Linked DNA regions of Mus musculus: region 2 is linked to region 1. A link is a loop called in an ENCODE intact Hi-C map of the cell type or tissue named here. Cell type or tissue: gastrocnemius. All regions are shown on one strand. Links, peaks and the distances in the headings refer to the core of each region. The heading gives the core; the rest is flanking DNA. Region 1 overlaps Bbx (bobby sox HMG box containing). Region 2 has its middle 18 kb from the start of Dubr.

What was found. A loop is a pair of places that touch in the nucleus more often than their neighbours do. Peaks named below come from ENCODE experiments on the same cell type or tissue, not always from the same donor. Only the 100,000 strongest peaks of a DNase experiment are listed, where the experiment ranks them.
Region 2: a loop joins it to region 1, with 3.0 times the contacts of the local background. A loop is called at or near these places in 2 of 42 quality-filtered maps.

The regions. Positions count from the first base shown.
Region 1 is chr16:50,372,009-50,388,281 of GRCm38, forward strand. The region is part of intron 2 of Bbx (bobby sox HMG box containing); the gene reads right to left. Among named protein-coding and RNA genes, the nearest start is that of Bbx, 52 kb to the right of the region's middle. In gastrocnemius, for the core only: a CTCF peak has its summit at 9,131; a DNase peak (open chromatin) is centred at 9,132; H3K4me3 peaks cover 1,069 bases; H3K27ac peaks cover 269 bases.
Region 2 is chr16:50,742,763-50,759,035 of GRCm38, forward strand. No RefSeq gene overlaps it. Among named protein-coding and RNA genes, the nearest start is that of Dubr, 18 kb to the left of the region's middle. In gastrocnemius, for the core only: no CTCF peak of the experiment used is centred there; no DNase peak of the experiment used is centred there; H3K4me3 peaks cover 1,878 bases; H3K27ac peaks cover 3,411 bases.

The DNA of each region.
Region 1 (16,273 bases), core at 5,510-13,509:
TTTTAAATCTTCATATTTAAGTAGGTATAACCTATTGTCAAAGAGCCCATGGAATGGTTCCTTGTGAAAATGATTTCAGAAATGTTAACAAAGGCTAACTTTAAGGAAATAATTGAAATTTGAAACTGTAAAACTCTGCATTATACATATGAAGGCTTATATCCTGAGGGGCTGGGGGGAGATAATAGGATTAAACTAGGATAAATGGATCCCAAAAATGATATTTAAAAAAATTAATAAAATAAAGGTATAAAGGAACTAACCAAAATTCATAGCGTATGATCCAAAATTGCTAGCCAACTGTGAAAATCACTTTCACACAAAAAATTCCTTTTCCTAAATTCTGGTTTGTTTTTTTTTTTTTTTTTTCTAAATACACCTGTGTCCTTTAATATATAATTAGAAAAGGCAAAATCCTCAAAACAGGTTCAGAAATTCTGACATATTTCTGTAACTGAACAAAAGTAAGGACAATTGTTCTCTCTAATACATTTTTCAGAGCTGCAAATGAAGAGTAAACCTCACTTCTGAGTTTCTCTCTCTCTCTCTCTCTCTCTCTCTCTCTCTCTCTCTCTCTCTCTCTCTCTCTCTCTCTCTCTCTCTCTCTCTCTCTCTCTGAATTGGGGTGTTGACCTTGTGCTATTTCCTTAGCCTCCACTTCTAAAACCTTGAAAATGCTCTGCTAGGTGGCACTACTCAAAAACCACATCAGGCCCTAGGTTCCTCTGTGCTTTGCAGAGCCACAGGAAACCACTGAACATTTAAACCAGCAAGCGCTCTTGCACTGGAGGCAGCTGGAAATCTGAGTCATGTGCTGTCGTTTCAGTTGCACTTTTCTCTTTTAAGATTTGTTTATTTTATTGATGTGCATGTGTTTATGTATACATATGCACCACATGAATCCTTGGTGCCCACAATGCTCAAAAGAGAAATTTGGATGCCCTGGAACAGAGGTCAGGTGGTTGTGAGCCACCTCGAGAGTGCTGGGAACTGAACCCAGGTTCTCTGTAAGAGAAACAGAAGTTAGCTCCTACCCTGCCACTCTGTTGCGTTTTTACTTTCAAATAATTGCCTGAAAGAAAGAGAACCTGATCGATAAAGCAATCTGGAAACAAAACAAAAACCAGTGGATCCAGAAGCAGAAATCACCCCCAAAAAATTCAGAATTAGGATTTAACTCTACTGACTTCAATTGTTCTCTAATTACAAACAACTGTTTTCTCAGTTGTTTTATAAGACTCTAGTGGGTAGCGCAGGTGAAATGTATCATCCCTTTTATCTTACTTGGGATTTTTAAGTATCAGTAATCGTACACAATTTGCATGGCTTCTTACTTAACTTGGGATTTTATTCATTGGTAGATGTGCAATTTCTGTTACAATAGCTATGGCCCACAGTCGCATCACTACTGACATTTTTGACTCTTGCCATTTTACCTGCTAACCCCAAATCCTAGCGCATAGACATAAGACTATCTCTATCATGGTATGTTCAGTTTTTACCTTATCCTTTTATAATTTTATGCTAGTGTTAGAAAGATAACTATGATTTTCTTATTAAAAATATTCATTAAAATAATCATGACCGAACAAAAGACATATATTTTTTTAAAGAGAATTGGGGAATGGGCACAGAGAAGCTAAGGTTTATTTAATAAAGTTACTCCTATTATATGAGGCAAACGGGGATTTTGAACCTCAAATACCTAATTCCATACTGCTTCTCTGAATAACCTCACACATTACCTCCCCCTTTCCAGGGGGAAAGGACTTTCACCCAGGCTTTCTCACTGAGCCTGCATTAACTTCCACCCTGACTCTTCAGAACCCTTCCCTCCCCTTGTGATCAGCCCAAATGTTCAGTGTGTTCTCACTTCCCTCTACCTCCCCGGCCTCAAACGTTAGAGCTCTGGCTCACAGTCCCCACCCCCAGCCCCCCAGGCTCGTAAGAACAATCAACCATCATTCATTCATTCTAATCCTGCCACGGTTCCCTATTTAGGAACAATTACAGTTCTAGTCACTAGAAAAGAGGACAAAGCAGACAGTGCTTCTGACTTCATGGGAAGAAAAAGATAAACAAGTGAAAAAAATGCAAAGATAATTCCTGTCAGTGGCGTGCATTGTGAAAGCAAGGTAATTTCTGTTCTGTTGGCTGGCTTTCTGCAAATTTATTTTGTAAAACTGTGAATCACAGAAAGTAGGAATTCCAAGTCTCTACTCTGCATAAAATAGATACATTTTAGTTATTAGTTAACTAGGGAAAGTATAATGATGGAGGAAGGGAGAGAGGGAGAGAGACAGAGGGAGGGAGGTAGGGAGGGAGACAGGTAGAGGAGGGGAGGGGAAGCAAGCCCTAAACTGTGAATAAAGCTTTCCTCTGTAAATGTTGCTTTCCCCAGTGAGATTGTTATCAACCAGAGCCTTGGGCCTCTGTGTGGCTCCAGACTAGGAAAGGTGGTCTCATCTGAATTGAAGCCATGATCCCCCTATTTTCTATCTTCTCACTCAAGCACCCATTGACAAAGCCATGCTGCTACTGACCTCTGTATCTATGGAGACAGATACAGCTTTGGGACAGCAACCAAAACAGAAGTCAGCAAGATGAAAACCTCAGACTCGAATTCTTTAAGAATTGTGAGAAAAGCAATTTCTAATGTAGACTATCTAAAATTATAAGAAAATCCAAATCTTTCTAAGATGTAACTAAATTCTTTGACAGTTTTGAAAAATAAGTATGGCCTGTGTATGACACATGAGAGCAATGCCTACAATGGCCACAAGAGGGCATAAGATACTCTGGAGCTGAAATTAACAGGCAGTTGTGAGCTGCCAGATGTGGGTACCAGGAACGGAACTCAGGTCCTCTAGAATTGCAGGCCCTTTTAGCCACAGACCCATCACTCCAGCCCCCTAATATATAACAATTCTTAAAAGCTTACCAAAAATAATTCAATTTCTATTTTTAAATTACTTTATAAAATTTAGACGTGAATTTATTTTAAACAGAGCAGGACGACAAAACTCCCTAAAGTATGAAAATGCAATTCTATCACTCCTTGCATACGGATCAGTTACCACAGGCCTCCAAAGACACTGACTCTCAAAACTTACTGAGCCTGGAAAACAGAATACACAATCTCCTGAACATATTCTGAATCCATAAACGTCTTTCTGCTCTATTACTTTCCTTTTAAGCATTTATGGAATTTTAATTAAAATTATCTAGAACTAATACCAGGTATGGTGGTATAAACAGGAGGTAGAGGCAGGTGGTTGTCCATACTTAGCTGTCCCCATACTGAGTTCAAGGCCGACCATGACTACATAGTAAGAAAATTTTTGTATAATAACAATTGGACACAAAAGGCCCTGTCTAGAGGATAGGCTAGGGGCTACGGTCCCTGGCTCCCAGGACATAGGTTTAGACACAACATTACCAGAATATCTTTGAAGAAGAAGAAATAGTATTGCTTCAATAATTTTTATTTCAATATTAAAAACAAATCGACTATAAATTAGTTGAATCAAGTTCAGAAGAACGGATAACATAGAAGATACTGTGTACAGATTACAAGTCCTCTGCACATATTCTATAGCTTTTAGGTAGTACTTTTATGGAACTCCTGACTGTGCAAACTAGTGTGTCTCTGATTCTTGTGCCTTCTCTTTGGGGGTCTTTTATTTCTACTGTTGGCTTGGCTTATCTAACTTCATTATGATGCTTTAAGTTTTATCTTATTTTTTATGTTTTGTTGTTATCTCTTAGAAGCCTGTTCTAAGGGACAGAAAGGGAATAGATCTTAATAGTAGGGCAAGTAGGGAGAACTGGAAATCGTGGGGGAATGGGAACTAATTCAAATTATATGAGAAAAGAATCTACGATTAATAGAAGGGAGGAAGGGGCTGGCGAGATGGCTCAATGGGTAAGAGCACTGACTGCTCTTCCAAAGGTCCTGAGTTCAAATCCCAGAAACCACATGGTGGTTCACAACCACCCATAATGAGATCTGACGCCCTCTTCTAGTGTGTCCAAAGACAGCTACAGTGTACTTACATATAATAAATAAATAAATCTTAAAAAAAGAGGGGGGGGAGGAAGGACCCACATCAAAAGGATACTGTGTACAGCTTAAAGAACAATTTATTTTGAATAATAACATGTTTGGCTTTTTGTTTTTAAATAAAGCAGCCCTACTAAAAATTAGTCCCAAAATAAAACCTGAAGACTATTTAGCAGATAAAAATTCTGACCTCCCCATCAATTGATTCAGAGACTACCTGTGCTAGCAAGTGCTCTACTGTGGAGCTGCACCCTGAAAACTTAAAATACATATATTTAGGATATACATCTCATAACGCTAAATTAGCACTTAAAGCTCAATTTGTTCTTTAAATGATAACTGAATCACTAATTGCTAGAAAGGTGGCTCAGAAATTTGCAGAGAACAAAAGCCAGTTTAATTCCTAGCACCCACATGGAGGCTCATTCATGACTGTCCTCAACTCCAGTTCCAGTGGATCTGACCCCCCTCTTCTGACCTTCATGGGCAGCAAGGCACACATGTGGTGCACTTGCACACATGTAAGCAAAACACATAGATAAAATAGAATTAAAAAAAATCAATCTTTTTGAAAAGTCGAGTTATCTTGCATTGTTTTTTTTTTTTTCTGAATGATAAAGTGGTTGAAAAGTTTACCTACAAGGTCCTTCTAGCTCTTTAAAGTTAAAAAAAAAAAAAAAAAAAACAAGCCTACGACACCCTAGTTAATGAGGAAGCCTGAATCTCAAAACTATTTGAAATACAAAACAACTCCAAAAGGCAAAAGCAAACAAAAAATTGAAAAACTTCTGTATGACCAATATAAGAGGCAGCAGATCCTATATATTTAAAGGAGGCCCTTAAACTTCATGTTAACTTTAATTGTGATCATAAATGCAGTAATTCACAGCTTCCTCATTATCTAATTAGTAGCAAATAATACAACTAGGCTGCTAACAACCTTGGAAATAATCAAATGATAATGGAAAAACTACCAAAGCCCAGATCTGTAGAATAGCATTATGCAGTGTCTAGGGACACAGAGAGCATATTACACCTGCACCATCATGTCTCATGGATAACTACAACAGCTGCACCTGTACAGATGATGCATACATACAGACATACAGACATACACACAATTAACAGAGTTTTTATAAATTCTATTTATAGAAGCAGAAAAATAGCTATGAATTTTGTAAAGTCTTTAAGCTTTTCTTGTCGCAGAACATGTAAGATACCTAGCCAGATTAAGTGCTTACACATACAAGTCTGACGGTCTGAGTTTGATCTCTGGAATCTACAAACAGATAGAACACAACAACACCACAAAGTTGTGCTCTGGCAAACACACACACACCCTCTTACCACCACCACCCCCCCCACACACACACACACACACACTAATGAGACCTTTGTGAAAGCACAAACTTCTGGAACTTAAATACTACCCATTATAAGTACCAGGTACATTATAGGCCCACAACAATGCATTGACATAGAAAGCCTTATTTAAGCGCCAACAACCTTGAGGCAAGACACTACTTTCACAATAAGGAACCCAATTCATGCCTAGAAGCTGACTTAAAATTAGTATTGTTTGGCAATTGAATGGCTATGATTTTCAAGGACAGTCCCTTAGCTGCCAGGATAGGACACTTATAACCCTAAACACATAACTTCCATGCTTCTATAGAAAAGAAACATTTTAAAAACTCGTTAAGTCACACGCTCTTAGTCCCAGCACTCTGGAGGCAGAAGCAGGTGGATTTCTGAGTTTGAGGCCAGCCTGGGCTACAGAGTGAGTTCCAGGACAGCTAGAGCTACACAGAGAAACCCTGTCTCGAAAAACCAAAAAAAAACAAAAAAACAAACAAAAAAAAACCACAAAACTCATTAGTCTTATAAATGTCATCTATGTAATTGAGAATAAATAACTTCATAAAAAGCAGAAAAATGTTTTAAGAGCTCCCAAACACGATACCCACAACTAAAAATTCAAGATGAAAGTTGCACAAATCGTTTTTAAAATATTTCAAAATTTGCTCAATATTTGCTACTTATAGAAAACATTTAAAATGCTTCTGCAACACAAATATTTTATTAATCAAAAAGCTGGGCAAAATATCTAGTGTCTGAACAACCTAAGAAATAACTACTTCTGCTTCAATCTTTGAATTTTAAGTTCCAGAATCTTTTCTTACAGAAACATTTCAGCCCTTAGGCATACACTATCAATGCAGAGATACTATATACTGGTGATCTAAACTTTATTAAATTCTGATAACAGTACTACTAATAATACTCCATTATTCTTTTCTAAAAAATGCATAACAAGTATTTCTCAGAGGACAGACTCTATGATTACCAATACGACTTAATTAAATTCTATAAATTCTGCACAAGTCCTGGTAAATTATATTATTGATGCATAACTCATATCCTTACCTTAAACCCCTGTTAGCCTAATAAAAGACACAGCAAATTCAAGGATACCAAGCATACACTGCAAATGTGGTACATAAACTGAAGATCAGCTCATATCCACAACACAGGAGAGCTAACAAACCACTAGTTATAATATGGCATACAATTCGATTTACAAAGCTACTTTTAAAAATATTCTCTGCTTAAGACCATAGTTACTATCTATTCAGCATATTTAAAACATTGTTAGCATTTGAAAACAGAAGGACGAAGAAAATATGAGATTTTCAATTCAGATTGACTAAGAGCCAGGTACAAATGAAGGATCACCAATAGAGACATTCTAAGAATCATAAGAGACAGGTATGGTGGCACTCAAGAGTCCTGGAGACTGTCAAAATTTCAAGGCCAACCTTGCCTATTTACAAATTTCCTCACCTTTATCCCAGTACTGGGGAGGCAGAGGCAGAACGGCCTCTGTAATTCAAGGCCAGCCAGGACTATAGAGTGTCTAAAAACAAATAAGCAAACAAACTCAAGAAGGGCCATTCCTTTCCTGGGAGGACTGGAGTGGGGGATGAGGGCAAGGTGTGGGCAGGGGTGGAGGCAGGGGTGATATGATATTGAATTTCCCTTTTATCTACTCCAAGCTACCAAAAGCATACAACAGCAACAGTGTTTGTATAAAAATAACTATTATACAAAGCTCAATAAATGATAATATAATTGAAGATATTTAAAACAAAGCCATTACCTTGTTTGAAAATTCAGAACCTTGAATTTAGGTTTTCCAAACTTGAACATTTATTTGCATAATGATAGAAGACTAAAACCATGACATTTCCTCTTACTTTAAATACTCCCTAACATTTTTTAACCTTGGGATACATTTTCCTGATAACACACCTACATATCAGATATAGTTTTGATAAATTTAAGAATTCACATTTAATATAATTGACATCAAAAACTAATGTTTTACTAATGTAATAGGAAATCTTGCTACTATCTACATTACAATAAAACAAATTCTAAGTACATTTTATTGCATGAATCTGGGAATATGATAAAAAAGCGATGCTGTACATCCAAAAGAATTACCAATCAGAGCAATGCTGAAAGGAGACAGTGAAAATAATTGTCTCAAAAATTAACTGAGAAAAATCCAATGCACTTAAGAGCCTCCTTTTATTCAAAATACTGTAACAGAGTCACTTCTTTAAAATCAGGACAACAACAAGCAAAAAAAGAATACATATAGATAGGTAAATAAATAAAAATAAGCATGGGTCTCCAATTTATAATGATAATCTTTTTATGATTTTCTATACATAAAATATATAAAACTGATAATTAAAATTATCTAAACTGTCTACAAAACAACTTAAGCAACCAATTTTACTTAAAAATATTTTTCTTAATATCTGTTGTGTTTAGAAATAAACTTCTCAAATACAATCCAGTTATGGGGAATCCACCACCATAAACAATGACATAATCAACAAAGATATTCCAGAGATTGCTAACTCAGAATCCTAAAACAGTTTAAAGGCCTACGGAAAATACGAATAAGGATTTTTAATTCACTAAGAATAGGATTTTGTTACTGTTCTTATATACAAACAACTGAATGTGGCCAGGGACTAGAAGAGGAAACTTCATGTCTGATTAAAGAACCAGGGATCAAACTGGAGAACAAGCCGTATCAATAGTAAGGATTACTCTTTTAACTTTTTCTTTCTGGTAATAAAAGAGGCGCCCTAAACATAGGTTAAGTGTCTAAGTAGAAAGAAACATAAAGAAGTCCGTTGGGATGGGAGGGACTACAGAGCATCCATCAACATTTCCTTGAAAAGGCCTGCCAGGCTTTCAGAAGTTACACTTAAATAATGTGACCCTTTCCTGAGAGGACAATAAGGAGACAGATTAGACCCTTCAAGAAGTGATTCATCCCTGGACACGCATGGCGACAGGGGATCCTACATAAAGCCTGGACCTTGTGTGTTTGCTTAAGCCGCAGCACAGTCTCTGTAGCCCTTTAAGTGGGAAGTCTTTTTAAGGTAGCCAAATATCACAGGACAAGTGACTATGGCAGGCTCCTAATGGAGTGATAAACACACACGGCTCCAAGACCGTAGGCAGCACCTGCTCTGCTCTCCTCTCCATGTCTAACCAAAGAACGATCTGTGCATGATCTGCCTTGACAAGACCACTCATCTGACTTCCATTCTGAAAAATACTTAATCCCAAGAAGTAAGATAAACAATGGAAAGCAGGTTTTAGGAGGAAAGCCACTCACACTAACAACTCCAGAGAAAATGCAATCTGAAAGAGGCCCTGCGCTCTGCAAGCACACAGAGAGAGCTCTTCTCTCCCTAACAAGGAGGCTGGAGTAAAGAACAAGGGTCCATAATGGCCACAGATTACACCCCCAGATATAAAATCACTGAGGAGGGGCCTCAAATTTTAAATAACCACCTACTTCCAAAATCTCAAAATGAACCATTCTAGCTAGAGTGCAAATAGCCTCTGCCACCACTGTCTTTCCTTTCATAAGGAGGGGAAATGGCACGAGCAGGGCAGCGAGGGCTCTCTGGCTCCTGCGAACCTCTGCTGGCTCCTCAGAGTCAGGTGGCACCTCCACTGGCGCCAGTGCGCTGCGCTTCCCCCTCCTTCCTGCAGATGGAGTTAGAGAAAGAGACTGCGTAGGGCCCAAGAGCATCTCAGGCTCTCAAGCAGACTGGCAGGAAAATGAAGCCACAGAAACCCCGTGCTTCCAGAGGGGGGGTAAAAGGCAAATGTAGATGCTGCTGCTTTGAAAATACCGTAGAATTCTAACCTAGTCACTGGCCCACCATATTTTCAGTAAAACACACAAAAGCTCATGAGAAATGGCTTTAGATAACTACTGACAAATCAAGTTTAAACCCCACCCTCTTTCCCACAGTCTATGTCCCTAATAGGAGGCAGGGTGGTAAAATGCCCTCTCCTGAATGAATTTATATTCAAGTTGCTCTCCGTCTGTAGCGCCTTGCTGTTGCCTGGAAACAGGAAACCCTTCCCACCTACATGCTTCCTGACTGCTCCCCCCATGTCTCCCTCTTCCAGCTCAGTGAAGGTACCTGGCCACGCTTCCAGATATTGTTTGTCTTAAAGAGTGACTCTATACAACAGAGCAGCAGCGTAACTGCTCAGACAGCACACTAACGAGCCACACAAAAAAGTACTGATAACGAGCTTATTCAGTCAGAACCAAAGACGCACACTTTAATACCAAAAGAGTTTAAAATAGCACACGTTCATTGTTCATCAAAACAAATACGCTGAATAAAAACAAACAAAAACAAACAACCCAGAAGTGTGGGATTTGTGTAAGCCACTCTGAAAGCCTTACTTCCTTGGGACAAGGGAGGGCATGACCCGTTTCCCCGGTGCCTCCTCACGGCTCCCAGGGCCAGCTGTTAAGCCTTTATCGAGTCCTTTCCTGCGTTCTACTCCCTTTGCTTCCAATGCACTTCAAGCATTGATTTTCATCCATCATTACTACATCAAAACAACGACTACATCGTATTATCAATTACTTAGAAAACATGGTTGTGCCAAGAAGTAGCAAAGCGATCTGCACATCTCTTAGTACTCCTTGTCACACTATTCCTATGCACTAGCAGCCAACAGGGCAGGTACTATAATCTTCCCACTTTACAGGTGATGACCCTGATGTTTAGACAATTTGAGTAATGTCCCCAAAGACTAGTAAGCCTTCAGTGCCTTCTAGGAAGATAGCAGAACAATTTTCCTCTCCAACCCTTCCTTCTTTCATTTTTCTGACAAATACATGGACCAAATGCAGGCTTCCCTCTAGCTAGCTGAGTCCACTGGGCTCCACATCCAAACCAACACTACACTAGAGTCCATCTGTCTCACCTTTACCACAGGCTAGGGCCTTAAGGTTCCATCCTGGTGTTTAATTAATAAGGCTTACAAGAAACAAATATATGTTTTTCAGAGATGTTGTAAAAATAAGTCTCTTCAGGCTGAGAATGTGAGTCTATGACTCCACACCTAGCAGGCACAAGGACCTGAGTTTAATCAACAGCATTATAAGAACAGACCAATTAATGTCTTTAAGGAATTTTAGGGGAAAAAAGTAACAAGTTAAGTTTTGGTCGTCTTCTAAACTACAGACTTAGGACCCTAATGCTAAGACAAAAACAAACAAACGAAAACCAAAATAAAATGGGTAACTTCACAGATAGATCAATAAATCAATTGACTGATCAATCCTCTGAATAGCAAGTTATACCTTAAAACTACTAAAACCCAGTAAATTTGAATCACAGATTTACTCAGTGTCTAATTTTGTTCAATTAACATTCCCTGTTTGGGCTGGAGAGGTGGCTCAGTGGTTAAGAGCATTGGGTGCTCTTCCAGAGGTCCCGAGTTCAATTCCCAGCAACCACATGGTGGTTCACAACTGTCTGTAACTCTAGTTTCTGACACCTGCACACAGATAGACATGCAGACAAGTACTACTGAACATAAAATAAACAATAAATTTTTTAAAAAACCTTCCCTGTTAACAATTCTATAAATCATTTTAAAATTAAGGATTTTCTATATGTACAACAGAAAACAAGCTACATATACATAACTTAGACCACACAAAGACTTCAAAAGAAAACTAAAACTCACGAGTTGTCCCAAGGACAAAGACTTGGTGAATCCCTAAGCCAGAATTAACAACCGTTGAGTAATTTCAGACACTCTATCCTCTAGTTAGAAGTGGAGGCTAGAAAGATGGCTCCATGATTAACAGCACATACTATTCTTATAGAGACCAGAGTTCAGTCCCCGGCACCCTTGTGAGGAGGCTCATAACAACCTTTAACTCCAACTCCAGATGATCCAGGGTTCTCTCTGGCTCCCATGGGCACCTGCACTCACCTGCACATACCCTGACATCGTCCCCCCCAGCCCTCCCCCAACCCTACTCCACCCCACACACAAGCATAATTTAAATAAATTATTTTTGAAAGGAAATTACTCTGAGATACAGGCAGTATTTTACTCTTGAATACACTTTAAAAAAAAAAAGTCATTCAACATTTGTGTGAGCAAAATCACAAAATTACAAGCTAACAATCTAGACAGGCCTGGGTTCTGTTACAGTCTTACAGTTCACAAGCCGCTTTCCCGCCAGTGTTTCTCTGGGGCTGCCTACGCTGCCGCACTGCCCCGTAGACTTCTGTGGCAATTTCAGCAGCAGCACACTAACAACAGGTGGCTGTGGGAGCCGACTGGGAGTGTGCACAGGATAGCATTACACACATGTGGTTTGTTTCGTTCTTTTTCTGAACCTTTGTTTTCCTGATTCCCATCACACTTTTATTCTTCATCACACTTTAAATTGTCAAACTTACATGGAAGTCTTGGCGCCAGCCTTCCCATCTTGAATAGTTTCATTTATCAACATTTCATTTTAAAGCCTGGCTAAGCAACTGTTTACCAAACTTTTGAAATAGCAGGCTACCCAAGGATTACATAACTATTCAAATTATTTAAATTAGGTGGTATTACCCAGTGAAATTAGTACAATGACCAGTAAGTATTACACTGTAAGCAAAGCATCAGAGATACATGTTTAGCTGATAGAAGAGATTTGGTCTTGCTACGCTGCCCAGGCTGACCTTTCCTAAATGAAAAGGATACTGATATTCAGACAATTTGAGGGGTTTGTTTGTTTGTTTGTTTGTTTGTTTTTAAAAAGTCACATTTCCTAGGAAAAAAGTGATCAATCAAACCCTAGATGTTCAAGCCATCCAGGAATACGTGCAAAGAATGTCATATGAACCTTACCTGGTGATGACAATATTTTCTATTTAGTAATGGCGTGTAATTTGCCATATAAATAGATAGTCTCTATCTTCAGAATGGTGAGGGAAGGGAAGGAGAACAATGGGAAATCACCTGTCTCAGCTGTAATTATACAACTGAAAAGGTAAAGAGAAAATTCTTTACAAGACACTTTACCAAGTTTATTGATTCCAAAGTGTTTGGGAGGTGAATTTATCCTACATTAAATGGATTGGTTAAGTCACCAGAGTTCATATGAGTTCAAAGGCCTTTTGTGTCCTGCCATTTCTTTGTGGTTTTTAGGAATCTTTGGTTCTAACACACCTTACATTTTATCTCATTTTAAAATCTGAAACAGGTCTAATAGTGAGTCGTCAGACACGTGGGCCTCAGACCTGAGTGGAAGGTTTGACAGCAGCCACTCTTGGTCTACCTCCCTACTGCAGGAGAGTCTGCTTAAGTCGATTCACAGTGCCCTCTAGCCCTGAGCCACTTTCTGGGGATTAAAGTTTCTTAATATTGAAGGAAAAGAGAACAGAGACTCTTAGGCGCTCAGTTTCATCTCCAACTTGTGTTAATGAGGGCGACTTAAAAGTTTGATTCTGAATACTGCTGATTGTTTTCCAGTTCGTATTTGTATACTAGTTGGAAAGTATACTAACAAAAAAACTGCTTTTATTTTACTTTGCTTGTTGTTTACTGTCATATGCAACGCCGAGCTAGCTGTTGAAATGCCAATAGCACGACTGCTCCTTATCCTTAGTAATTTCCAAAGAATCGCCTAGACACTTTCTGTGTGGTGTATGCACCATGTTCCTGTGTGTCCACACTGGTGTGCATGTGGCTGCCGGAGATGACAGCAGGACTGTCTCTACCCTAAGCATGAGCAGCCATGCCTACCTTTTTTTCCTGTTGCTTTATACGGATACTGGGGATCTGAGCTGAGGCCCTTATGTTTGCCCAACAATTACTTTACAAACTGACTCTTTCCCTGTGCTCATAGCCTGCATTTTAACAATCATTAACAATATCTATTTCCTTGAAATCATGCTTCTTCACAGATCTATCTAAAGCTGCTACATTGCAAACAGAGAAATACCAAATACCCAAATGTAATTTTTCAGGTGAGTTCTGGAGCGAGAGGATGCTGGGTAATAAATATGAGTCCTTTATTGGGTGCCAGATCCTGGATTAGTCACTTAACTTTTCTGCTTCTCATTTTCCTTGTTTCTAAAGTGAAAATGTTTACAGTTTTCGCCAGCGACTTTACAGAAGAATACACATTTTGAAAGATTCTTAGCTATTTATGTTGATTACTTCATACCAAGGATTCAGTAGTTGATTAACTATTAATAAATCAAAACATAGAAATATATAATCTGAAAAAACATAACCATACTAATGAAGAGTCTGAGATTTTTAAATTACAATTATTCTAGATGACCATGCTATAAAATGTTGGAAATGAGTTAACAAAAATGACACGTGTGTTTATTTTTAAGACCTACAACATTTTAATATTTTATTATTTGTACTTTTATAAAGAAATAGATTATTTAACTAAGTCTTCAAGAATACTTAATCCTGCTAAAAATAATTATCTAATTCTTTTCTGGTATTGTTTAAAATAATGTAAATGTATATTAAAGGATCATAACTTTGAAACACTGAGCAGTTGCACTAATGCAAGTTAATTACTGTGACTATGACCTCATTCTCACAAGGATATACCGTGGAATATAATATCATTGTTTCACTCGGCTAATTTGTTTAAATTGGGATAATATTGAAGACATTAATTTCAAGCTTGCTGAAATTTTTAAATAGACAAAAAAGCAAATGTATTGATAGTAAGCTAAAGGTCCAGACTGCTTCTGAAGACAAAATTAACAAAAAGGTGGCTCACTTAATACAACCTAGTGAAACTTTTCTGACTGTTTTACATTCTTTGAAATGAATCCTTTAATGTAACAAGAGAGGTAAATCAGTGTAAAGAAAAAATTACCTTCCCTAAACATATTTCAATAGACATAATTTTTATTTGAATGACTGATAATTTAAATGCTACTTTTAAAAATCAACCTGTTTATATGGTTGTATATTAAACATTTAAATGATTATAGCACATAGATGTTAATTTTAACCTTTTAAAAGAGAATGTGTAAACACAGTAATGATCAGAAGGTCTCAAATAAAGGAAACAACATATTGAGAGTTTACTTGCAATTATAAAGCATTTATCTATAAAGGCTAACTAATATGCAATCACTATGATATATGAGAATTCTACTAGCTCATTCCAGGAGCTACTTTCTCTGAAGGGTGGTTTAGTAAGTGCCAACCGTCTACAAAGAAGGTATTAACAAGCAAACAAACAAACAAATGATTTTTTTCGGCCTATTTTAAAAGATACATGTAACAAATTCATTAGGAATTTCTGAGGACCAAAGAAGGAATTAACTGAATACTGAAGTTTGGAAAAGTTTGGGAGTCAGTCAGATATGGTTGTCAGCATACAGTGGTTTTCTGTTCAGGAATACCTGTACAGCCTAAAGACCATAATGAAGCTGATATGCTTCTGGGTTGTAATTTCCCATCTACAAAATAATTTATTCATAAAATAAGCACACTTGTCATTTCAAAAAAGGTTAATACCCTACACCATTGACAGCAAGCAAGAAGAGCTGCACAAATGAACTAATGAACTCCGTTCAGTGGGCTAAAGGAAGCACAATCGTACACACACACACACACACACATCCCACACATCCACAGACTGAGCAGGAAAAACGGACTCTAAATTAGGATGAGCAAGGCAAGGCAAGCACCTTTCTTGACAACATTGACAACTTCTTAAACTTGTGAGGCCAGAAGCACAACCAGAGACCAAAGATTTGCTTCTCAGTAAATTTCCATGAGAGTAGCCAGTTGACTTCAAGGGAATAGATAGGACACAAAGAAACTGCTATGGACATACCCTTAGTAACTTTGTAAGGAAAACTGGCATCTTATGAGATAACGTATGAGAAAATCAGTCTGATACAAGTTCTAGTACACAGTGTCTAATAAGCTGCCTAATATTATTGTTATTAGAGAATTTTATCCTTAGAGTACAGGAAAGTATCTTTTTTAGGATAACTGTGCTAGAAAATCAAAGGTCAAACACAGATATCATGTAAGTAGCTATTCCTGCGTTAAGTGGCCACATGTCATGATCTGAAGGCAGCTGTATGTGACTGGCTGGAGCCTATTTGCTTACTGCTTTAAGCAGAGGCATATTTTACACGTATTTCAAAAGCCACTGAAGGGATAGAAAAGGAATGGTCAGCCCTATATATCTTTAAAAGTTTGAGAATGAAAAAAAAAAGTATTTATTGAACTAAATAGACTGAGTAGAAGAGGCCACCCCAGCAGAGTAAAGGGGTGAGTCACACTGGCCCCAGGGGTTTCTCCAGAACTCGAAAAAATAGGGCAAGTAAGATGGCTAAGAGATGAGGTCCATTCCTGAGCCCACCTTAAAGTAGAAGGAGCGAATTGATGCCACAAAATTATTCTCTGACCTCCACATACTCACTGTGGCATGCATGCCCATCCCATACAAATCACACTTACAAATAAGAAAGAAAGAAAGAAAAGCACACACATACAAATAACAACATGAAAGAATCTTAAAGGGGCCAGCAATATAGTTGAGCAGGTAAGGCACTTGCCACCAAGCCTAGCAGCCTGAGCTCATCATTAGTTGAAGACCTAGCCTACCCTTCTATATGCATGCCTTTTACATTCATTCTTTATTTCACATGGGGCTGGAGAAATGGCTCAGCAGTTAAGAACACTGACTGCTCTTCCGAAGGTCCTGAGTTCAATTCCCACCCACACATATTGATGAAATAACTGTGTGTAAGAAAGAAAAAGAAAGGAAAAAGAGAAAGAAAGATAAAAAGAAAAACG
Region 2 (16,273 bases), core at 4,992-12,991, 370 kb after region 1:
AAAAGCATTTATTACATATTAAGGTGTTGAATGGTGCTGGTGTTCTTTTTTTTTTTTCAAGTTAAATTCCACTCTATTTTGTTTCTGGCCTCGTCACTCTCTTGCTGACTCCCTGCATGCTGGCCAGGTCACCCTTACATCTGAGTGCATGATTCCCCCAGGGATTTCAGAGCTCCAGGGAAAGAGCTATCATATCACTGCAGCATCACCCCTGCCTTCCAGATACTGTCCTTCAGATCTGGGTCATAAATGGGGTCATTACCATCTGATCAGTATGTATCATAAGATACCAGCCTTACTATTACCTATAAATGCATTAGTCTCGCCCTTGATGCCATATACAGAAGTGTCTTTTTAAAGAGCAAGTGACTTGGTTAGTACCTTCATATTCTTTTCATATACAGTTTATAGGACTCAAGTGGGACAATAAGGAAGGGCAGCTCTAGAACTTTACCAGAATCCCAGGGTATTGGGTTGCCATCTGGAAGTCACTCTAGATTCAGTTAATTACATCACTGCAATTTCTGCAATTTCTAATAGCTCGGAAGCAGGTGACTGCAGAAGTGCGTGCGTTGTTCTGCATGATCTGCCAGTAGGAATAATCTCCCTTAACATTTTACCCCCTTTGACAAACCAAGAATAAGGCAGGGAGTTATTTTATGTATTATGCTAAGCACTTACAAAACCCCCCTCTTAATATATATATGCTTATATTTTATTTCATTTTTGTTTATTTAGTTGGCGAGCAGGAAATTGTGTACTGTTGAGTGCCAGCACCTGGGATCAGTAGCGCTGACCTGTGTAACATTAGTATTATAACATGCTCGTTACACCTCAGGCCCTGTCTCTACATGTGCACACTGCTCTGTTTTGCTCCTTATAGCAGAAGGAAAGGACAGAAGCAGATCTAGTCACTAAGCAGAAGATGGAAACCGAGAAAAGATTTTACCCTGAAGGATGAGCAGGGGAAAGCAGTATGAGTGAGTGTTAGCATTCTTACGGCTTCTGCGACAAATTACCTCAGCCTTTGGGGCTAACTCTGGAACTGGACTACATAGATTTAAAATGCTAAGAGATAGCAGTAATTTCTCATTGTATGCAATAAAGCAGAGATCAATAAGGGAAGACCCCTGACATCTTTCTCTGGAGTTCTTAGTATGAGCACACACGTGAGTGCACACTTATATACATGCAACACACATACACACAGAGACACACCAACAACTAAAGAAAGTTTAGAGAGAGAGAAAGTTGAGTTTGAGAGAGAGAGCAAGGGAGTTCAGGGGAGGGGTTGGGAGACTGAAAGGGAAGGGGGAAATGATATAATTATGTTGTAATTTCAAAAAGAAATATTATAAAAGTATAATGTATGACTTTAAATTTCTCTTGTCTGCTTTATTATGTAGTTTATCTGTCTGCTTCTACAAGTGCATGGTAATTGAACACTTCCTGACCTATAATTCATTCCTACAAGATGTCAGATAATGTTATGTCCTCCCAGGGTACTTATAATCTGTACTACACAATTTAGCACCTAATTATATTTGGTTTCATATTGTTCATTATCATGGCATTATGAGACTCTGTCCCCTGAGGTAGATTATGTGATCTTAAATGGCAGCGACCGTGTCTTCACACACCTCAGCACAGACTGATAGGCAGAGAGGGTCACAGAAAAATCTATTAAGAAACCCTGTCCCAACACTTTTTTTGTGGAGTGCCTTTTATGGCACAGAAACAATGTTCCCATTTCCCAAAAAGGTTTGTCATCATGGGGACACCTAGGCAAGGGATTGCTTTGACAGAACGAGTGATTTCCTTTCTCATTCCCTTAGTGTTAGATGGAGGACGAGACACTGCCCACTGTGCTACCATTATTGTTCTGATGTAGGTGATGGCTGGCATTTTCCTCTTCATTTCTTCAATTGGGTGAGTCATCTGATGGTGTCTGGTCCCCTAGGGCCTCAATTGGCTGAGCAGCCAGGCTAAGTGGGTTGGCATGCCTTACCTTTCCTTCCTTTTGAGTGAACATGTGTCTCAGGGACTCAGATTCGCATGTTCTTGGTTTCTTACACCAGTAGTTCTCAACTTGTGGGTTGTGATCCCTCTTGAGGGGTCCATTTACAGGCGTAGCCTAAAACACAGATAACACAGATATTTACATTACAATTCATAACAGTAGCAAAATTACAGTTATGAAGTAGCAATAAATTAATTTTATGGTTGGGGGTCACCACAACATGAGGAACTGTATTAAAGGGTCACAGCATTGGGAAAGTTGAGAACCGCTAACTTTTAGTGTGGTAAAATATTTATAATACAAAATAAAAGTTTCCATCTTAAGCACTCTTCATCAGAGAGCTTATTTTTTAAGGATATTTATACCGTTTTACAAATCCATTACCAACTGTGTCTAAAACTGTTATCATGTCAGTCTGAAACCCTGTATTCATTTGCACAATTCCCTATCACCCCACCCTAAGGTGTTCACTGTCTCTGTGGACTGACTAGTGTAGGAACTCAATAAACATTAATCATACAATGCTTTCCTTTCTAGTCCAGTTTATTTTACTTGACATGGTGATCCCCAACGGTGGCAAATGCCAGAATGCTATTACCCTTTGGGGATCATGTAGAACCTGCCTCTTCTCATAGAAGCCATTATTTAACTATTCATCTATAGGTAATAGATGGTGGGTTGCTGTCATCCTTGGCTATTATATATGATACCAAGTTGTAAGTTACACAAAGCTGTGATATAATGAACAACCATTTAATATTTGCCACGGGCAAACTAACCAAAATGAGTGAATTTGGAAGGAAAGTGGTGGTCAGGCACAAGGGAGGAATTGGAGGGTAGGGAGTGGGTGTGTGCAGATGTGAGAGCTCACTTTTTTTCAGAACATAACTTTTTAAAAATTTAATAAAATATCCGAAGAGCTGGTCTTGGTGGTATATGTTGATAATCCAGCCCTCAGAAGGCTGAATACAAAAGACCAAGGCTATGATGCCTGTTTGAGTTACATAGTTAGACCCTGTCTCCAAAGGAAGAAAAAAGAAATAATAAAAAAGGACTCATAAGACTCAAGGAGTCTCTGGAATCTCATAGCCTGCATTCAGGCTTAGACACTCATCAGGAAAATGTGGCCTGACAACATTTTTTAGATTAGGACCGTGAGCCCTGGGATTTAGTAAATATGTCCTGTTTATCCTTAAAATGCTTCCTGTAGCTAATTTCTGCTCTGTCAGGACTCCAAAGTATGCCTCACTGTCGAGTGGTGGGGCTGTGGAACTCATGTTCCCACTGCTTCATGGGACTTAATGCCTCCTTCCCAGCTTTTCTTACACCATGTGGCTTTGATCCCTGAACAGAAGCTCTGGTGGCTCCCTCTCACATGTGCAGCTCACCCAGGCTTGTTTGTCTGGTCCGAGGTCTTCTGTAACGGCATGAGCTTCACTTCTAGACCAGGCTACCCTTGCTTACATCATCTCTGCCCTGTAAGGATTCCTTTTGTTACTCTCTGCACAAAGCACAGTTCGCTTGACTTTTCTCACTGTTGTTTGCTCCACCCTATGGAAACATTTTCATGCTGCTTCAACATCTCAGCCAAATCTTTTAAACAACGTGTTTGCAAACGGTTGCTTGCTCTCATGAATTATCCCTGTACTTACTGTAGGGGCTATTCATGCTAAGCATGCAAACACATGGCTGCAACGGCTAGTAGGCTTTGAGTCCTTTAGCTAGTGTGTCATTACATGTGTTGGTTCATTTTCTCGTCAGAACAGAGTCACAGGCTGTACTATTGTCACGCATTACCTAACGCTGGACTTCTGACTTTGATGGGCAACTTGTCCTAAACCATACAACTGCTGAGTAACAGAGCTAAGTCTGTAACTCAAGCTTCTTAGGAAAAGTGTCACTGAATGTGTACATTTATTGTCTCCATTAGACTATAGGTCTATGAACGAAGAGTGATTGTAACTGTTCTTGGGAACTGTCCATGAGAGTCAATGCGTGGCTGAGTGCGATTCTGGGGCAGTGTTCCAAATGATAGCCCCAACGGAACTGCACTTATGTCTAGTGCTTGGCTCCCTAGAGACACTCTTGCTTCAGGTCTTCAAAGTCAATAGTATTGTGCACATAGGCTCAGTGTATATGTCAACCTTCTGTTGCTATAACAAAACACCCCAGTTTAAAAAAAAAAGCAACACAAAGGAAGGCAGGTTGGTTTTGGCTCTTGACATTAGATGTTTTAGTCCATTGTGAACTGAAGCCATTGAGCTTGGCCTTGTGAAGAGACTATGCACCGCAGCCAGAAGTGTGGAGTAGAGCAACGCAGATCAAGTCAGCAAGAAATCAATGCCAGTGAGAAATAAGCAGACAAGATGCAAACTTCTCAAGGGCCTGCCTACAGTGGCTTTCTTCCTTCTATTAGACTTACCTCCTTAAAGTTCCATTCCCTCCCAATACCACCATAGCTCTTAGTTTGTGATTTTTTTTTTTTGCGGGGGGATGGGGGGAGCCTTTAAGTCCCAAACCATAGCACTCATTAAATGCTTACTAAATGAATTAGTTGTACCCGTGGCTGTTATCTACACCGAAGATTATAAAATGTGTCTCTGTAAAAGTTGAGCAATATGTAAGCTCAATGAAGTTGAACAGAGTATGTTGTCAGTGAGGAAAAATGGCAATATTAGTGAAAATTGTCATAGTGAATTATTCTGTAACATAACTTGCATGGTACACTGGTATTTGTGGTTACTATTTAACAATAGATCATTAGATGCAAGAAGCTGGAATCTATACGCAAGAGGGACAAGTCCTAAGAGCTTGAGTAGTTGTTCTTTGTAGACAATTTGTAAGCAGATGCAGTTCAAGATTTTAGGCAACACTCTTTATAATTAATAATTTATTTGCCTTAATATGCTTTGAAAATGACATTGTGATTAATCATTGAATCATCCAAATACTTTGGTACTTAAAAATCAATACCACAGGGAGTAGTTATTAAAATGTTAGCCACTGAGAAAGGTACACTCTATATGAAAGAAACTGATTCTGTGTATTTTACTTATTTATGGTCTTATAACTATACCTTAAGGCAGAGCAAAACAAAACAGAATAGTTGAGCTCACCACCTAGTGGTGACAGCCCTGAAAAAAAAATCTCCCCTGAGTTTTTGTCTGAGAACTCAAATACATTTCTCAGATAGTTTGTGTAAGTCGATACAAAATCACCGGGCACAATTCGTTGCCTGCCATGAGCAAGTAGTACATACTTTTAATTTTCTTCACATCAGTAGGATTCGTTATTCTAAAGCAACCGTTGTAATCATTTCTCCCTCATGACGCAATGTTACACATGGCTCTGATCTTATAACACATTTCCACATCCTTGCTATAGTATGTGCTTAGGTGCATGCACAATAGATGTGACTTCACTTCCTCCCATTCTGGGAGGGTATACACATGTACATGAGAACACATGGTTGGACATGTGACAGCATTAACAGAGCGGCAATGACAATGACAATGACAATATTAATATAATTAAAGTGAATAGTGGCTCTTCCAGCAGAAGCTGGGTGTCTGTGTCAAGTAGACTGGAGAGTCACTAAACACGTCTCACCACAGGACCATCTCAACAAAGCACACATAGGAATGACACACTAGCAGTCACTATGGGCTTGGCCATTTCCCTAGCAGATCAAGGTGTGGGGAGACTCCTGGGTGCTTCAGAATCGTAATGAAGATGCCAAAAGCCACACTGGAGAAAAGAAAGGGAATTTATTTTCTTCTAAAAATCGAAATTATGAGATAATCAGGTAAAGGTGTGAAATTGGAAAGGATTACACCAAGTGAAGTAACACAGGCAGAGAAAGACAGACGCTAACTATTCTTTCTCATATGGAAATCTTCTCATTGGATATTTAGATGTGTGTGTATCCCTAGGTTCCAGGAAAGTAGAGAAAAGCTATTGGCCAGATACATAAGGGAGGAGAGACAGGAAGTAATAGTAGCTATAAAAACATGCCAAATATTTGATATGTGACACCCAGGTTGAGAACTACTGCTTTAGAGGGTTGGACACTGCGGTTTCTGGAAGCCATGAGTTATTAAAGAAAACTAGAATGCCAGTGTCAGGTTTAGAGTGCTTCTTTGTGAGCTGTTGGTCATGGAGGTCCCCAGGGGTCCCCAAACAATACCTAGACCCCTCAGGGAGCCTACTACTCTCTTTTAGCTTAATTGTCATGATACCAAGATGCCTTCAAAATATCTTTGTTTATAGCCATAGCACGTTCCCTGTTTACCTCTTCCAACTAGGCCCCACCTCCTAATGACCTGTTCAGCCATGAACCCATCAATGGATTAACCCACCGATGAGGTTAGAGCCTCCATAATCCAATTGTCTCTGAATCCTATTTCAGTGACGACCAAGTTTTCAACGCATCAACCTTTTGAAAGTTTTTGCATATCAACCACAAGAAGTAATAAAACAGGCTGGGTGTGGTGGTGCAGGCTTGGAAGGCAGAGACACTGGGTTCTCTGAATTTGAGGCTACCCTGATCTGTATAGATAGTACCAGGGCAAACTTTGTCTCACCAAAAACCAAACCGAAACAAAACAAGAGTAATAAAAAAAACTAAAAGACTAAAATATCTCCATTATGTTGCCTGTGTAGCACATATATACATAATTTCCCCAGAGGCTAAAAGAGTACCAGACCCCTCAGGATCTGCAGCTGCAGACAGTTGTGAGTCACCTCTAGGTGCTAGGACTTGAACCTGCATCCTAGGCAAGAATAGCAAGGGCTCTTAACCACTCCAGCCCCTCCACGAATAATTTAAGGCAAAATGTGAGGGTCAGTAATGGAGGGGAAAATGTGCTTTCATCTTGTTCTGTTGGCTGAAACTCTAGCTCCCAGGACAGCTATGTTTCCGATTAATTCTGTGGTAGGATAGTCTCCTCCCATCAGCCCTCCTCTAGTTAATCAAAACAATACAAGTCACTGATAAGTATTTTTTAAGGGTGCCTTTTAGTTTAGTTGTAGCCTAATAATACTCAGATATAATAAAATTAGCATACAAGGTCGTTAGTCATAACCTTGGACAGCCATCTTTACTATAGAATGGGCCCTCTTGATACAATTTGAATAAATAAATTTGTCAATTAAAACCACCTAGTTCATCAAAGAAAGTAAGCAAAACAAACTAAAACAAATGTCACGTGCATTTTATTGATCGGAGACTGATTTAAGCACTGAAAATACAGAGCTGCATAGATCTGGCCCCTCACAAGTTTTAACAATAGGTGGGAAGGATGAACAATGAATCTGCAGATTAGGTTTGTGAGGTCACAACATATCCCAGAGCTGGATGTTCCCCAGAGAAGCTCGAAGAGGAACAGCATTTAGGACAATTATGCTTTCCTGGCAACTTGATTGGATTGAGAAACACCTAGGAGAATCTAAAGCACACATTTAAGAGTATCTAAAACTCCAGAGATAACTGACCATAGCTGGGAGGTGGACCTGCCATGAATGTGGATAGAATTGTCCAACAAGCTGAAGGTTCAACTCCATGATCTCTCTTCTTCCTGGTTGTCTCAAGGTACCAGCTCTGATCTACTTTGCCCTCAAACTGCCATGCTATTCTGTCCCACCACAGGCTCATAGGCTCCCAGTAATGAGTAGCAAGCCACGGACTGAAACCGCTGACCACAAGGAGCCTCAAATAAAGCTTTTTCTCCTTGTAAACTGTTTCTTTCAGGGATTTGTCACCATGATGAAAAGTCTTATTAGTGTGGCATAGAGGTGGCTTGGGTCAATAGCTGCTTGTCTTTGGTGTGTTTTCTGTGAATTTTGGTGTGTTCAGCAGTGAAATGAATGACTTAGGGACATGGTCTGAAGAATGGCCAACTGCTCTTGGTTTGCCTGATCCTTTCTCAGTTTCAGCTCTGATTTTGAACCTTGAAGTTCTGGGAGGCCTCAGATGCCTGGGAAAACTGCTTACTGTTTGTCCATATCCGGAGAGAACTCTTGAAGATTTTGATGTGACTGAGGTGCCCAGAAAGAATGTCAGTAAGAAGATCTCTATTTTAGAAATGGCATTTCAGTTTATTTTTCTGTCCATATACGTATTATATGTACACACACTTTATTATACACACACACATACACACACACACACACACACACACACGTGTTAGTCAACCATTAGGAAGATATATCATTTACAGGAAGATGGAGAGAATTGGAAATCTTTAGAATAAACAGACAAGGCTCAGAAAAACAAATACCACATTTTTCTCATATATAAATCTAGATTTAATTTAAAAAGAGTTGAAAGAAGACAGAAGCTATTTGGAAAGTGGGAGGAAACCAGTAGGAAGGGCAGGAGAAAGTAATAGGATATGAATATATACAACATACATTATTGTATATAAAATGATGTAATTATATGTATAATATATGAATGCAATAACAAATCCATTAGTCAATAAAATGAATATATGTGAATAGTGATATAAATACTAAAGATTTTAATTTAAAAAATTTAAATATAAAATTAAGCAAAGTTTTACATTTATTTAGTGTGTGGCATGCAGCAGTCAGGGGATCACTGCCTGGAGTAAGGTCTCTCCTTCTATCTTATTGGTTCTGGAGACGGAGTCAGGTTGTCCGGCTTGGTAGCAAGTGTTTTTACCCTCTAAGCCATCTACCTAGTTCTAAAAATTCAAAATCCACAAATGTGTACAAGGATAAAGCTTAATAGTTATAACAATGTGTAGCATAAACATTCTTGCAAGAAGCAATGGCAGAGCGTGAAAGAAGTCATGTCTAATGAAAAGAGCAGAGTGCACTTGCAGGCATGCGCAGTGCCCTCCCCCGCTCTGCCCCGTGGTCAGCTCACATCCCAGAACGAGGTTCGCTCTGCCACATTTGTCCATGAGAGTTTTGTGGCACAGTGTCAAACATCTGGACACATGACACACATCTGAAAAAGATGTAAACAGGAGGTTAAGTGGATCAGGGGCTGCACTGATATGTATAGCTGTTCGATGACAAGTCCGTGTGGTATTATCCTGCCTTCTAGTATGGGGATTATGTACCCCTTCCCAGTCCACAGGTTTTAGCTATGAGAGAAAGGTCAGTTTGCATTTCATAGGCCAACCTTCAAATATTTCCATTTTTATTTTTCTATAGGGCTAAAAGCATTGCCCACCCGAAATGCAGACATTAATGCCAAAATACCTTGTTGATTCCAACACCTATATGCTGCTGTGTGTGCTCCCACTGTGTGTAGGTTTGCTATGGGCTGACCTCAGGAAGGAGTGTGGCAGTAAGCAAGGAATGAACAAGCAAACCAGTAAATAGCTGGCATAGTTTTTGTCCTCTGAGAGTGAAGAGTTTTGCTGAAGAGGCATAATCTTATCAAAAATAAACAAATAAATGAAAGGCAATTTAATAGAGACAGTTTAAACATCAGCTCTTTTTTTTTTTGTAGTTGTTGTTAGTTCAGAATTTAAAAAGAAAGTAGGACCAGAGCCAAGCAGCCAGTTCTAAAGTGACGTCCTTAAACTTTAGAAGTTTCCTTGGCGCAGCAAAAACATTCCAGGAAGTAAAGCGGTTATAAATAGTTTCGGATCATTGTGGAAATGTACTGGGAACCTGGCAGAAAATGAATCAGTCGGGCTTTCCACAAGACCCACCTCAAATGAAGATCCCAATGCAAAGTGGCAGGAAGCCGTCTAGGGATGCCGCGACTAGGGATGATGGGCCGGTGGCGATGGGGTTCCAGGCATGAGAAAGAGACTCAGTCTGAAGTGCTCTCAGGCTGGATCAACTCTAAGGAAGGAGAGCATTAACAGAAGTTTTCCTAACAGAAGAAGAAAGGCTCCGGAAGACACCATTTCTAGCAAGGCAGGCTTTCTCTCACAAGCACTGAAGATGTTTCTGTCTGGGGTAAGGGCTTCAGCGTAGGCAAGCAGGTATAACGAGCACCATTGCATTTGGGTGGATGGGGGGGATAAACAAAGGTATTTCTGGAGAAATTTGCAGTATTTTTTTTACATTCCCATCTCCAATATGTCTCATTGTGAGCTATGGATGGACTGTGATGTCCAGTTTAAATAGGAAGTCCCCATAAAGCACGCCGTGGAGATTTTAGTGCCACGAGAACGGCTTCCTTTGTATCTTTAATTTTATGTGTATGGGTGTTTTTCCTGCACACGTATCTGTGCACCACGTGTATTCAGTGATCAGAAGGTATCAGATCCCTTGGAACTAGAATTACAGACGGTTGTTAGCTGTCAAGTGAACGCTGGGAATTGAACCCCTGCCCTCCGCGGGAGCAGTCAGCATCAATGCTCACACCCAGAGAGCATTTCTCCAGCTTTGCCCGCTCCGTCCTCCATCCGTCCTTTCTATCTCTGAAGGTAGAGTGACTGACAAAAATAGCCATGTTCCCTTTTATACCTTGGATGGATGCTTGTGAAATCATGTTCCTGTTTGACGCGTGAGATGGGAAAATTACAGAACTCCAGAAGGGGGTGTGGAAAGGGGCAAAGAGAAGAACTCTGCAGTAATGGAGTTTGCCTCATGGCTCTGCCGTTGTTTACCTCGTTTCCTGGGCTCTGGGGACTTCTGGACCAGAGAGCTAAGACATACTTTCCCTGGAAAATGCTGGGACTTTATTAGGCTGGAAATAATAACAATAAAGCAAAAGTAAAACTTCCTATTGAAGTTTCTTTTGAGCATTGATGAAAAAAATATTAGACCAGTGGTATGATGGGCAACTTATCAGTTCTGACTTCTAGGGAAAGTTTAAGTCAAAGAAAACCTCTCCAAAAGAGGGACACTGAAGTTCTGAGAGTTTTCTTTCCCAAGGTCAAAGGGTGAAATAGTTTGCAGCTCCGAGAACTTGTGATTTCCTTCCTGCTTCTTTTTATCTCTATCAACCCTGCATTCCACTGCTTTGCCGTTGATGGCCCTTCCTCCCCACACCTTCTGCAGTAGGGACTTTCCATTCAGTCTGGTGGCAGCGGTTCTGGCAACAGCTCTTGCACTTGTGTGGCAAGCTTTTAAATTCCCATGCTTTTGAGCAGCTGCAGTCAAGCTGACATGAGTCAGTGGGAGGGGCTTAGGGGAACCTCCAGGGAGCAGTAACTTTTTGACAGTCTCACAAACAGAACATTTTAAGTCTAATGACTCTAAAAGCTCTCCCTGTACATGCAAAAGCAACTGCAGTTTTCCCAAAGTCTACTGTTTTTTTTTTTTCTTTTCTTCTTCTTCTTTGTCTTCTTTTTTTCTTTTGGTCCCCAGAAAGAATCAGGTTTCTGCCTATAGCAAGACACATTCTTCAAGGATTAACTGTGACCTCATAGCTAAAGTGGATACAAAATAAAATCTGGAGACAACTGGAAAGTGAGAAGGGGTGGCAGGGAGACATTTGGGAATACAGAAGTGCCAAGCTCTGGCTTTTGCAGGCAGGCCTATTGCCTAAATAGGGAAGGCAAGTTATTATTTTTCTCTTCTTCTACTCTTACTGTACTCACATAGGTGATTTTCAGTGTGGGTTCCTTTCCTAAGGCCTCAAGGGTCCCAGATGGCTTGTTAGAGGATGAACGTCTTCACCTCAGGCTCCTTCATCGAGTACCGAGAGCAGGCAGTGCCCTTGTCTGAGGCCACTGCATCGAGTACCTAACTGCTGATATTTGACCCTAGAAGAAGGTCAACTTGGTCAGCCTATTATTAAGAGAAAAACAAGGATAGCAATGGATCACAGACCCCTTCGGGGAACTAGAAAATGACCTCCACTTCTCTATTTCCGTGCACTGTTCTTCCCAGTGTAGCCTTTCCCCGTTCTTTGTTGGGTATCATAAAATGAAAAGAGTGAAGAATGCGGGATCCCTTCTGGGAGGAGTGAACCACAGAGGAAGGGGGAACAATTGATTCTTTTGATAAATGAAAATTTAGACGGTGCTTTTCCTTGCAATTTGCAAAGACAAAGCAGTGTCACGATCAAGTCCCTCTTTATACCGAGAAAAGGCAAGAAAATGGTTATCATAGCATACATGCAAGCAACAGCCAGAGGTCGGTTGGAAACGCAGAGGGACGATCCCCACGGCACTGCAAAATTTCACTCGGTGACTCACAGGGACAGGTGAGGTTAAATGTTGTAAAGAACTTTGTCTCTGTAACTCCTTCCATGGGTATTTTGTTCCCCCTTCTAAGAAAGATCAAAGTATCCACACTTTGATCTTCCTTCTTCTTTGAGTTTCATGTGTTTTGCAAATTGTATCTTGGGTATTCTGAACTTCTGGGCTAATATCCACTTATCAGTGAGTGTATATCATGTGTGTTCTTTTGTGATTGGGTTACCTCACTTAGGATGATATCCTCCAGATCCATCCATTTGCCTACGAATTTCATAAATTCGTTGTTTTTAATAGCTGCCCCACCTGGGGATCCATCCCCAAAACACCCACCAAACCCAGACACTATTGTGGATGCCAACAAGAGCTTGTTGATGGGAGCCTGATATAGCTGTCTCTAAAGAGGCTCTGCCAGTGCTTGACAAATGAAGAAGTGGATGCTCACTGCCATCCATTGGACGGAGCACAGAGTCCCCAATGAAGGAGGTAGAGAAATGACCCAAGGAGCTGAAGGAGTTTGCAGCCCCATAGGTGGAACAACAATATGAACTAACAAGTACCCCCAGAGCTCCCTGGGACTAAACCACCAATCAAAGAAAACACATGGTGGGACTCATAACTCTAGCTGCATATGTAGCAGAGAATGGACTTTTTGGCCATCAATGGGAGAAGAGGCCCTTGGTCCTGTGAAGGTTCTATGCCCCAGTATAGGAGAATGACAGGGCCAGGAAGCTGGAGTGGGTGGGTTGGTGAGCAGGGGGAGGGGGAGGGGATAGGGGATTTTCAGAGGAGAAATTAGGAAAGGGGATAACATTTGAAATGTAAATAAAGAAAATATCTAATGAAAAATTAAAACTAAAACAAAACAACAAAAGTTTTAAAGAATAGAAAATTTCTAAGATATATATATATATATATATATATATATATATATATATATATATATATATAAAGTAGCCAGACCGTCACGTAAGGCAGAGGTTTTCAACACTGTAAGCCCATTTGGGTGTCACATATCAGATATTCTGCATATCAGATATTTGCATTATGATTCATAGCAGTAGCAGTTTTATGGTTGGAAGTCAGGACAACAGGAGAAACTGTATAAATTTGCAGTGTCAGGAAGCTTGAGAACCACTGCCCTAATGGGTCTTAGATAATGGCCAGGGGTTTAGACATCAGATTCAGAAGGAGATATGGGAACCAGAGGGATGATAACCAGCTGGGGGTTCCCCCAGTCTTTCCCTGGGAGCAGCCTCGGCATCAGTACATCTCCCTCCTGCTCTCAGATCTGCTCATCACCCACCAGCACCGCTGTGCTATGCTCTGGCTCTTCCGTGATTCGATTCTCTCTTAAGAACTCAGGACTAGGAAAGAGCGTTAAGTGGCTGAATCATGACCACATATCTTTGTTTACACCTCTAGGGATGCACTCATGGTAGGGAAATGATTAGCAAGACATTGGGAGGTGGCATTTTCAATTCCAATTTAATTTTATCCATCTGTTTACCCTCACAATGGCAAGATGATCCCCTCCTCCAAATCCGATGGAGATTCCCTCTCTCCCTTGTACTTTAGTAATTCTTCATGTGTGGATCTTAAGGGACTATCGATCTAATTTCTCTCACATGACTGGATTTATGGAGATAAGTGATAGATATATTGTGTTTCTAGTGTCTTTACCTATATGCCTAATAAGATTCATATATGTTATATATTTTTAAAAATATATAAGCTCAATAAACAATGCTCAGTGAAACTAGCTCAGGGAAAATTAGCATAATGCGAATAAAGAGAATAGGAGTACAGCATTGATAGAACATGTCACATCTTGTCCATTTTCTCAATTCGTCTGTACAACAATTTTGTTGGTTCTGTTCTTCATTTTTTGCATGAGAAACTATGGCTCAGCTTAAAGCGATGTCCTAATTCATGTAAGGGAAACAGGCGGGGAGGAGATTCCAGCCAGGGCAACAGAGGTCAGACTGATCCTCAGAACTGCACTGCCCCCTGGAGGAGGATCAGAGAGATGGCAAGTTTGTTTCTTAGTCTTGTTTTCTCAGACACTCAGGCCAAGTAAGTTACTTATTTGGTGGCTCATTGACTAAGGGAGACTTTTATGTTGACTCATAAAAATGAAATATTCTTTTAGATTAAATGTTTTTCTGAAGGAGCCAATAGTTCACAGTAAGCTTTTCTCACTCTTACTATTCTTAGTGATGTGTATGTTTTTTAATTTAAATAAATAGAAGCTATATGGATAAATCCACAAAACAATATCCAAAGAAGAGTAGTTGTGTCTCACATAAAAAAAATTATTTAGTCTTTCCTATTTGACTAACAAATCATAAAATCTTCCTAGTTTACTCTAATCTTTAATAATTTTAAGTATTCTCTTCTTCTCCTCACCAAAGGTATTTCTGATTTGAAAAAAAAAATCTTGCTTAAACATGAGTAAGCTTTATGCAAAATGGCAGTCAGCTACATATTTTTATTGACATAGTGTATAACTTTTGTTTTGCTGTACATTATTTATCTGTGGGTGTGGATGGGGATGTAAAATTCTTTCCTTTTACCATGTGGGTCTCAGGAACTGAGGTCTTGGAGGGAAGTCCTTTAATGTCCTCTGCCATTTTGGAGCGCTGACTTTTTTTTCCCAGACAGGGCTTTTGTCTATAACACAGAGTAGCTTTAAACTGGTAGGAATATTAAAAATTTTATTTAGTGTATGCATATTTTGCATATATGTGTGTGTGTGTGTGTGCGTGTGCGTGTGCGTGTATGTATACTTGTGTACCTAGTCCCCAGAGAGGCCAGAAGATGGTGTTAGATCTTCTGAAACTGGATTTAGAGATGGTTTTGAGCCATTATGTAGGTGCTGGGACTCGAACATCACCGGGTATTCTTAACTGCTGTGCCATCTCTCCAGCCCCCATAGATTTATGCAAATTTTAAAAGTTGAATTATATCAGAGACAGGGCCATACTTTCTGGTAAAAACATGGTTTAGAGAAATATGTCTAGGAAATGGTAAAAAGCCAGGCTCTCACATCATATGAAGATACTGTCTCGTTTGAGTGAACGTGGAGGACAGGATAGTTCCCGGCATGGCTGAAGCAGCTATGAAACTTTGGAGGGCAGAAGGGAGTGGATCTAGAGCCAACCTGAATCCAAAGGCAGTGGCTTAATCTTTATGTAGTAGCTTACTGAAGTGAAGATGTTAGAGATGAGCTCTATATCACTCTTTTCCTCATGCGTGAAGCAGTGTCACAGAAACATGTAGAACTCACATCTGTAATTAAATATTTTAAATATGTGTGTTTATTATTAGCCTATGTCGTGTGTGTGTCTTTATCAGTTCTACAATAAGGATTTACTCAAGTTTTAAGTTTCAAGTATGCCTCCACATAAAACCAGAGACACTGAAATTAATAGAGGAGAAAGTGGGAGAAAGTCTCGAAGATATGGGCACAGGAGAAAAATTCCTAAACAGAACAGCAATGGCTTGTGTTGTAAGATCAAGAATTGACAAATGGGACCTCATAAAATTGCAAAGCTTCTGTAAGGCAAAAGACACTGTCAATAAGACAAAAAGGCCACCAACAGATTGGGAAAGGATTTTTACCAATCCTAAATCTGATAGGAGACTAATATCCAATATATACAAAGAGCTCAAGAAGCTGGACTCCAGAAATTCAAATAACCCCATTAAAAATGGGGTACAGAGCTAAACAAAGAATTCTCAAATGAGGAATACTGAATGGCTGAGAAGCACCTGAAAAAAATGTTCAACATCCTTAATCATCAGGGAAATGAAAATCAAAACAACCTTGAGATTCCACCTCACACCAGTTAGAATGGCTAAGATCAAAAATTCAGGTGACAGCAGATGCTGGTCAGGATGTGGAGAAAGAGGAACACTCTTCCATTGCTGGTGGGATTGCAAGCTTGTACAACCACTCTGGAAGTCAGTCTGGTGGTTCCTCAGAAAATTGGATATAGTACTACCGGAAGACCAAGCAATACCTCTCCTGGGCATGTACCCAGAAGATGTTCCAACTGGTAATAAGGACACATGCTCCACTATGTTCATAGCAGCCTTATTTATAATAGCCAGA